Regions from separate parts of the Homo sapiens genome. Here region 1 is linked to region 2. A link is an interaction called in ENCODE POLR2A ChIA-PET data of the cell type or tissue named here. Cell type or tissue: OCI-LY7. All regions are shown on one strand. Links, peaks and the distances in the headings refer to the core of each region. The heading gives the core; the rest is flanking DNA.

Region 1 (4,402 bases), core at 266-4,265, 62 kb before region 2:
TGTTGAACTATAACTCCTGTAGGTGAATGCTTCATAGGAAAAACTAAAAACTGTAATGGTTGCATTGGATTAATCCGTTCTACTTGTGCTTGCTGAATTTTTTCCTCAATTAATTGAAGTTCCTCCAATGCCTGTTTGGACAAGGAGCATTTCCTGTTAAGGTCAGAATCACCTCGTGAAGTAGAAAAGAGGTGAGACATAGCATAGGTAGGAATGCCTAAAGTTGGACAAATACAATTAATGTCTCCTAATAATTTTTGGAAATCATTTAAGGTTTCTAAATTATCTCTTTGAATTTGAACCTTTTGAGGCTTAATAGGACTTTGTTCTACCTTCATTCCTAGATATTGAAAGGGAGTAGAAGTTTGGATTTTACTGGGGGCTATAATCAACACTGAAGCATTTACAGCCTTTTCTAACTGTTTGTAGCACAACATCAATTCTTCCCTAGTTTCAGCGGCCCACAAAATATCATCCATGTAATGGATGATACAACATTTTTTAAACCATTCTCTAACTGGCTTAATAGCTTTCCCGACATAAGTTTGGCAGATAGTCAGGCTATTTAGCATGCCTTGTGGTAGTACTTTCCAATGGTATCTGTCTGCTGGTTCTTTTATTATTTATGGCGGAAATAGTAAAAGCAAATTTTTCATAATCTTGGGCAGCTAAAGGAATGGTAAAAGAAGCAATCCTTTAGATCTATCACTATGAGAGGCCAGTATTTTGCAATCATTGTTATGGAGGGTAACCCTAGTTGTAGTGCACCCATGGGTTGAATTACAGCATTAACAGCCCTTAAATCTGTTAACATTCTGCATTTCCCTGATTTTTTCTTAATGACAAATACAGGAGAATTCCAAGAGCAGAAAGTAGGTTCTATATGAACCTTTTGCAATTGTTCCTGTACCAGCTCTTTTAAAGCCTCCAGTTTTTCCTGTTTCAGCAGCCATTGGTCCACCCAAACCAGTTTGGCAGTTAGCCAAACGAGAGGAATGGGAGCCAGAGGCTCAACAATGGCCGCTTCTAAAAATGACACCCCAATCTGGTCCGATCCGTTTGTCCTTTTAATTCTAAAGGTTCTGATTGACTATTTTTATCTTTTCCTAGTCATTTTCCTGGGCAATATACCATATTTATCATCATTTGTCTACTGTTACTGCTATATTGATCCATAGGAATAGATATTTCAGCATCCCATTATTGCAATAAGTCTCTACCCCATAAGTTGAGAGGAATAGGTGTAATGATAGGCTGAATTGTCCCTTCCAGACCATTTGGCCCTTGATGTGGCAAAATAAAGGAACTTTGAAAAACTTCCGAGGAAGCTCCTACTCCAAAAATACCAATGAATGCCTTTTGCTTAGGCCAGTCCCAGGGCCACTGATTTATAGCAATAATAGAGACATCAGCTCCAGTATCTACTAGTCCTTCAAAATCTTTTCCCTGAATAGTTACTGTGCAAATAGGTCTTTTGTCAGACACTTGATTAACCCAATATACAGCATTTCCTGTTGGATTAGTTCTACCAAAGCCTCCTGTTCTCTTCATTGTGCTGCTTCCTAGTTTTATGTAAGGTAACAGCAACAACTGAGCAATTCTTTCTCCTGGGGAAGCAGACCATAGAGTCGAGGAACTAATAACTAATTGAATTTCTCTGGTATAATCAGAATCAATTATTCCCATGTGCACAGTGACACCTTTCAAATTTAGACTAGACTTTCCAAGTAATAGACCAACTGTTCCTGCGGGTAAGGGTCCCCTAACTCCTGTAGGGACCTTTTTTGGTGGCTCCCCAGGAAGTAAGGAGATGGGAATTGTGCTTCAGAGGTCTACAACAGCACCGCCTGCTGTGGTGGGGGGACAATTGTACATTTGTAAGGGCAGTGGCTGTGCCGGATATGCCTCGGTTTGTTGAGGGACTCGAGGCAGGTCCCTCTTCCTGTTTCTCAAGAGAGGTTGTCAATCTTTGCTAATTTTAGAATGACACTGACTTGCCTAGTGATGGCTTTTTTCACAACGGGGGCATACACAAGTACTTTTCTGTTGGTAGCTCTTGCCTTTTGATTTCCTTTTCTACATTCCTTTTTTATGTGTCTAAATTGCCCACAATTAGAGCAAGAGCCTGAGAAATGGGGCATATTCTTTCTGACTCGTAATCCAGCCATAGCCTGAGCTAAAAGAGTAGCCTTATGTAAGTTACCTCCAATGCCATCGCAAGCCTTAATATATTCAGCTAAATGAGGCTTCCCTCTCAGGGGTCTAACAGCAGTTTAACACTCTGCATTAGCATTGTCGTATGCAAGAAGCTGTATTACAACATCTTGAACTGTTTTATCAGTTATGGCTTTATACACAGCCTCTTGGAGCCAAGCAATAAAATTAATAGATGATTCTTTAGGTCCTTGTTGGACAGAACTGAAAGAAGGATATTTTTCTCCTGTAACATTTATCCTTTCCCATGCCTGTAAGCACACAGAGCGCAGCTGAACAATGGCAACATCCTCCATTACTGCTTGATTTTCTAATCAACCCCAATCAGGTCCAACTCCCATTAACTGTTCAAAGGAAACAGGCACAGGTGGTCGTGCTTGTGTATTTTCCCTTGTCTGAGTTTGAGCTTCATCAGCCCACCAGGTTTTAAACTGCAAGTACTGAGATGAAGTGAGAACAGATTTTGTTAAAGTTTTCCAATCATACGGTATTAACATATTATTGAGAGAAACATTTTTTAATAAAGTTTGCACAAAAGGAGAGTTTCGCCCATATTGACTAATGGCTTGCTTGAATTCCTTTATCAGCTTAAAAGGAAAGGTGGTCCAATTAGCTATATTCTGTCCTTCCTGCTGGATTATAGTTATGGGAAATTGCCATGCTTCAAGGTCTGCCTCCACTCTAGCCTTTTGAATAGAATTTTGTATAGCATCACCAATTGCTCCAGATTTTAATGTTGCAACTACAGGAGCAGTAAGTTTTGTAGCTAATTCATCTTCTCGCCCATTAAGGGGAGAGAGAGGAGGTGGTCTTTCACTTAATTCAGCAGGTAGAGCCAACGGGCTAGTAAAACATACTTTTTTCAGTTTCCCTTTCTTTTCTTTAATTTCCTCCATTTCCTGTTCCTCACATTCAGAATCTGAGGGTAGTTTTTTACACTCATCCTCCTCTTCCTCATCTGAATCTGCCTCATCATCTGTTTGAAATGGCTCAAGAGCTGCTTTTATTAGCGCCCACATTGACCAGACCAAGACTGGAATTTTTGCTCGACCTTTATACACTTTAAAAACCTCCACCAATTCTCTCCCATTCATCCAACTCCATAGTCCCTTTTTCTGGGAACTATGGGCAAAACTGCTTTACTGCATTAAAGGGTGATAACAAATTCTGAGTACTAACTTTCACTCCTCCTCTTTGTAATAAATGCCTTAAGAAATTTAAATAAGTAGAATGTCTGCTTTTTCTTTGTCCCGTTGTTACCCTCGTTCTTCACAGTGCTCAGCTTTCCTGCCGAGCTTCTTTTAGACATCCTTGGGTGTCCTTTGATGATGCGTCCTCTGCTTTCACATACTCTAGTGTTCCTTCACCGGGGTCTTTGTTGCCCCATGTTGGGCCACCAGGAATGTTGGGATGATTAGTCCCAACACCAGATCGTGGGGGCGACAAAGTCCGGCAGAGTCAAAGGATTGAGAAAAAGTTTGAGAAGGAAAGTGGGACCAGAGGGCCATCGGGATTGTGGAGGCTGGGAAGGCCCTGAGCTCTGGGAGCCCAAGCTATTTATTGGTAATCCAACAAAGAAACAGGTCGTGAGAATGTGGGGGTCGAAAGGGCAGGTGCATGATCTACAGCTGTGATGGTTTAGCATTTATATGGAACATCTTCTGCTACTTGAGATAATGGGAATACAATCGATCTAGGAGCCTAGGAGGGCTAGAAGCAAGGAGCCAGCAAGTCTAGACACATTCCAGAGGACATTATGTCAGACATGCAAGCCCTGCCTCAGTTTTTTTCCCAACACTCAGCTTTTTCCCAACAAGTAGTGGAAAGTTTCAGAAAACTATGATCGATAAATTCAATGACCAATAAGGAAACACCTTATTAGAAAATTATCTAAGTTTATACTCTAAGAAAATAAATTTATGAATGAGATCATAAAATTGTCAAACTAGCATTCGAGTAGGTATATACAGTTACATTTTTTTCTGCCTCATAAGTGAGACTAGAATTTAAACCTGAATATCTTATCTAATAATTTTGCTATGTAGAATGTCCAAACTATACAATTTTTAATCTGAGATTTGAAAGAGATTGAAATTAAACTCTGCACCTGAACTCAGTGCTGCTTCCCTCTAATTTATTTGCAGTTTTCTGTTATTTGGTGCCTCAGGTTAAACCTACTGGGAGAAAG
Region 2 (4,402 bases), core at 228-4,227:
TGACTAGAACCAAAATAATTAGCAATTAATTATAAGTGCAAGAATAATATTTAGAATTTAACAGCTGGGATTCAATCAGAACAAGTAAAAACATTAAAGGAGAAGAAATGTTCTATTGAGGACTAAGTTTAGTGACAAATTTTTAAAAGTTGAGAGAAACACAGTTTGAAATTAAATGCAAGCAAAGGGAAGGTGTTTATTAAATTTAGATATAAAAACAGTTACACAAAATCATGTTTGTATATTTAAAAATATTTAGGAGATCAGACAATATTAAGCAAGATGTAGTTTTAAAATGTTTGTGAGCTGGGCATGGTGGTGTGCACCTATAATCCAGCTACTGGGGAGCCTGTGGGAGGTGGGAGGATCACTTGAGCCCAGGAGTTTGAGACTAGCCTGGGTGACATAGTGAGGTCCTTGTCTGTAAATAAGGGGTATGTGAAGTTTTAAAATGTATGTGATTTTTAAAGAAAAAAATCATTGCTTAAATACTTATCCAAATTTAACAAGGCCCCAATCTGTGTTGCAGCATCATTATTTTAGACTAAAATAATTTTCTACCCGCAAATTGCCTTGTGCTTTTCAAGTCTGCACCCATGCACTTGCTGTTCCTCTGCCTGAAATGTTTCATCCATTTGTCTTCCTTCAAGACCTGGTTCAGATACTGTCTTCTCTGAAGTCTTTGATCCATAGCTTTGTATTTGTGTCTCGAAATACTTATCAAATTACATTGTAGTTTCCCTTTATGAGTCTCTCTTCCTCATCAGATCTGAACTTATACTGTTTGTACCTCAAGCACTCACCGTTGACTCTATAATGTAGTCGACTTACAAAAGTGTTATATATAGAATAAAGGCAACTCTATTGTGTATTTAGCATTGTTCCAAACTTTATTGAAAAAATGTTTTAAGAATCCAGATATTAGGAGAGCCTGGAGAGAGTCCAAACAGAAAAGCAAAATAACTATTTTGCTTGAACTTGGGAAAAAGTTATAGAAAGCTGGGGAAAAAAAATCTTCTTAGAGAAAGAAAGCAACAAGGTGAATTTGAAAAAGCAAAAGAATGGATATTATAGAAAGAAGTATTCTCTTCATAAAGAGTAAGCTCGTAACGGTCAAAGTAATTCAGCACAAACACCTTTTTAATAGTAAGTGCAGAGAAACACTGCGAGAGGGCACTGAAGATTTGGAGGGAAATTTGCTAGCCCCTTGTCACGTTCCACTATAAGCTATATGGGAGAGAAGTTTGAATAGCTGATTCCTGGGGACTGCCTAAAGCCTCATATTTCAGTATCAAAATTTGGAAAGTTTCATAACCACCATCCAACAAATAAATCCTTTTAGCTATTTCAGATTCCCCAAACCCATGCTTACCAGGGGCGGTTGCGGAGGTAGGGGAAAGAGGACCTGAGGGAAAAATGGTGGTACTTGTGGTGGGTAAAAGATAAATCTCTGTAAAAAGAAACATGATGTCAGTCATTTCAGACAATGGCAGACTTTTAAAATGATGAATGCATTATTTAAAAATACAATTAGAAGTTCACCTGTTCACTGGAACTTTCAGCATATTGTTCGAGCTTGCAAAACAATAACAGCAACAAGGTAAAGCAGCATATGGAAATACATTATCCACTAAAGAGAGGTTTTGTTCTAAAGGAGAATAAGTAATAAGCCACTATGGAGCATTATACCCATCAGTAATGTAACTTCACTTCTGAAATAAAAAGCAGTTGGATATCTAATAGGGAAAAGTTTAATTAATTTTGTGCAATGATTTGGAAGACCAAGGCTTTTTGCTTTTAAATTTATATCCAAAGAATGCTTTTATTTACATTTCTTAAGATTAATTCCATATTACATGAATATTTCCTTTTGTAAATCTTTGAATGGTGTTCTTGATTTAGTTCTCAGTAGTTATAAACTCAAAGTGAAGGGAGTGTGGAAATGTACACTTAAGTTCTGCACCCCAAACACAAATTTTGAAAGCTCCCTCACTTCTTCAAAAGCTCCTTTGATACAAAGTGTGCAGGGGAGAGAGTTTCTTGCCTACTTGGTGCCCTCATATTCAGACTAGTAAACCCAGATTAGACTCAGTGGATCTCATTTGTATATAGTCAGTTGATGACAAAATGTCTATATAGGTGAAGTTAATGATGTTCTGGGATTACAGTATTTCATATATTCTTAGATGCTATCATTGTCAAAAGCACCATTATTTCATAAATTACCAAAAAAGAAAAGCGCTGCTGTTAAGCTGCCGTGACACTTTATCAAATTGTGTTTTTAAGACACAGCTCAATTTCAGAGCTGCTGAAATATCAAAAAGTACATATTAGAATTAATGAAATATGTATACTGCAGCATTCCCATCAGCCTAAAGAAACAGGCAATACAAATTGTTTGGAATTTTAGACCACGATACTTGCCAGCTTTGGCAAAAAGGATTGTGGTCTAAAGAAACAAATTAGGTTTGTTATCAAGGGCACTATAGATGAATGTAGCTTTTTATCCAAATCTGGTTTTCAAAAATTGGACTTTAAAGGTGTGTCTGTATGATCACTCAAATATAATTCAGGCATAAGTTGTTTTTATATTCATAATTTAGTAATCAATGTAAGTTATCTTAAATATTTCCTTCTTTAAAATCAAATCTACAATGAGGTAGATAGTCCTTTGGTGTCAGAGCATTTCCATGTAACAGCCTTTTAAGAAAACATGAGATGGTTTGGGGCAAGGGCATTACAAATGAAACTCAATTCAAACTGCTTAATTTAGACCTGGGTCACTGCAGAATATTTGTTCTATATCACTGAGTTTATTGAGAACATCCTATCTTTCAAATAGGACCCTTCTCTGCCTTAGATGCATTAAAAAAATCATCTCCGTGCAACTCTGAGGTGTTCCTAGGACTCATTTTATAGACAAGGAAACCATGGGTTAGTTCAAAGTCACACAGCTAGCACATGGCATATGGAGCTGAGATTTGTACTGGGCAGAGTCTTGGACTGACAAAGAGTGGTGAACTCCTAGTTCTATGACTTTCCTGGGTTCCGCTTTCCTCTTTTGTGAAATGAAAAGATAAGACCTGCTTTCTAGCCGAGAAATGCGATGACTCTAAATCTGAAATTGAGTCAGCAGCTGAGGAGGGTGTACTCACGGGGATGGGCAGAGCAGTGGCAGTGCTCAAAAGGCCAGCCAAGATGAGAAATTTCATTCTAAAGGTCGAGCCTGGAATTGAAGGGGTAGGAGATCATTTCGAGTTTTTTTCTATGTAAGTCCTATTCCTATTTAGAGGTGTTGAAATAGTGGTCAAGATAAATCCTGCCTCCAAACATAGGTTTTGTAAGCCTACAAGAGTGTTTTTAAAAGCTTTGAATTCCTTAGACAAGACATGCACTGTTTAGCTCCCAACATAGCCCATTACTTTCTACTTTCTTATAAAGTTACAGTTCGGCCTATACACTGTACATGTTTGGTCCCTGAAGTTGCGTTTGTGATCTCTACACACAAATCTTTTTTTTTTTTTTTTTTTTTTTTGAGACAGGGTCTTGCTCTGTCACTCAGGCTGGAGTGCAGTGGCACAATCATAGCCTCCTGTACCCTCGAACTGCTGGGCTCAAGTGATCCTTCTGCCTCAGTCTCCCAAGGAGCTAGGACTACAGGTGTGCACCACCACACTTGGCTAATTTTAAAAAAATTTTCTTAGAGATGGGGTCTTGCTATGTTGCCCCCCTGTTGCAAGGATGGTCTTGAACTTCTGGCCTCAATCAACCTTCCCACCACAGCCTTCCAAAGTGCTGGGATTACAGGTGTGAGCCACTGTGCTCAATTCTACTCACAAATCTTTAAACACCAGTGTTACATCATGCTTATTATTAGTAATTGATCACTACTGGCTAAAATGAGAGGAAAGTTTTTATGTAATACACAAATAAATCCACCTGAAGCTTGTACCTCTGTGAGACTTACCAGGCCTTCATATAGTCTGGTTGCTGTTATTGCCAGTTATAGTTCTCGGGAAGGAAATTGTATGGGAAAAATTTTGTAAGATGTAATGGGTTGGTAGAAAATCAGCACAATATGAGTAAATTCAGATTCAATAAAGGAAATCAACTGGCCTTTTATTGGTCCATTGGTTCTGAAAGGAGACATTTTTATGTTTTAAAAATCGCACTTAATTCAAATTAACTTACCTTGTGAGTTTCAAACCAAATCACTGTATTCTGGAATTGGATTTTGAAAGAAAAACAACTTTATCATGTTATTATTAAGACTTATCTCCAGCATTTGAGGCAAGTTATATCTATAAATCACACTTCATCTGTTATATATATCTAAAACCCAACTCTGATTTCAATCTTAGTGCTACTTTGCCTGAATTTAGGCAACTTATTTCCCTTTTCC

Evidence for each region. ChIA-PET counts read pairs that join two places held together with the same protein. Peaks named below come from ENCODE experiments on the same cell type or tissue, not always from the same donor. Only the 100,000 strongest peaks of a DNase experiment are listed, where the experiment ranks them.
Region 1: POLR2A ChIA-PET joins it to region 2 with 6 read pairs; 7 of 35 experiments call an interaction of 5 or more read pairs at or near these places.

What each region holds. Positions count from the first base shown.
Region 1 is chr4:87,404,770-87,409,171 of GRCh38, forward strand. No RefSeq gene overlaps it. Among named protein-coding and RNA genes, the nearest start is that of NUDT9, 16 kb to the right of the region's middle. In OCI-LY7, for the core only: no CTCF peak of the experiment used is centred there; a DNase peak (open chromatin) is centred at 1,922.
Region 2 is chr4:87,466,437-87,470,838 of GRCh38, forward strand. SCPPPQ1 (secretory calcium-binding phosphoprotein proline-glutamine rich 1) reads right to left here. Exons shown (of 10, transcript NM_001405228.1): 2 at 4,192-4,221; 3 at 3,156-3,226; 4 at 1,543-1,575; 5 at 1,373-1,450. The coding sequence starts at 3,212. Among named protein-coding and RNA genes, the nearest start is that of SCPPPQ1, 2.4 kb to the right of the region's middle. In OCI-LY7, for the core only: no CTCF peak of the experiment used is centred there; no DNase peak of the experiment used is centred there.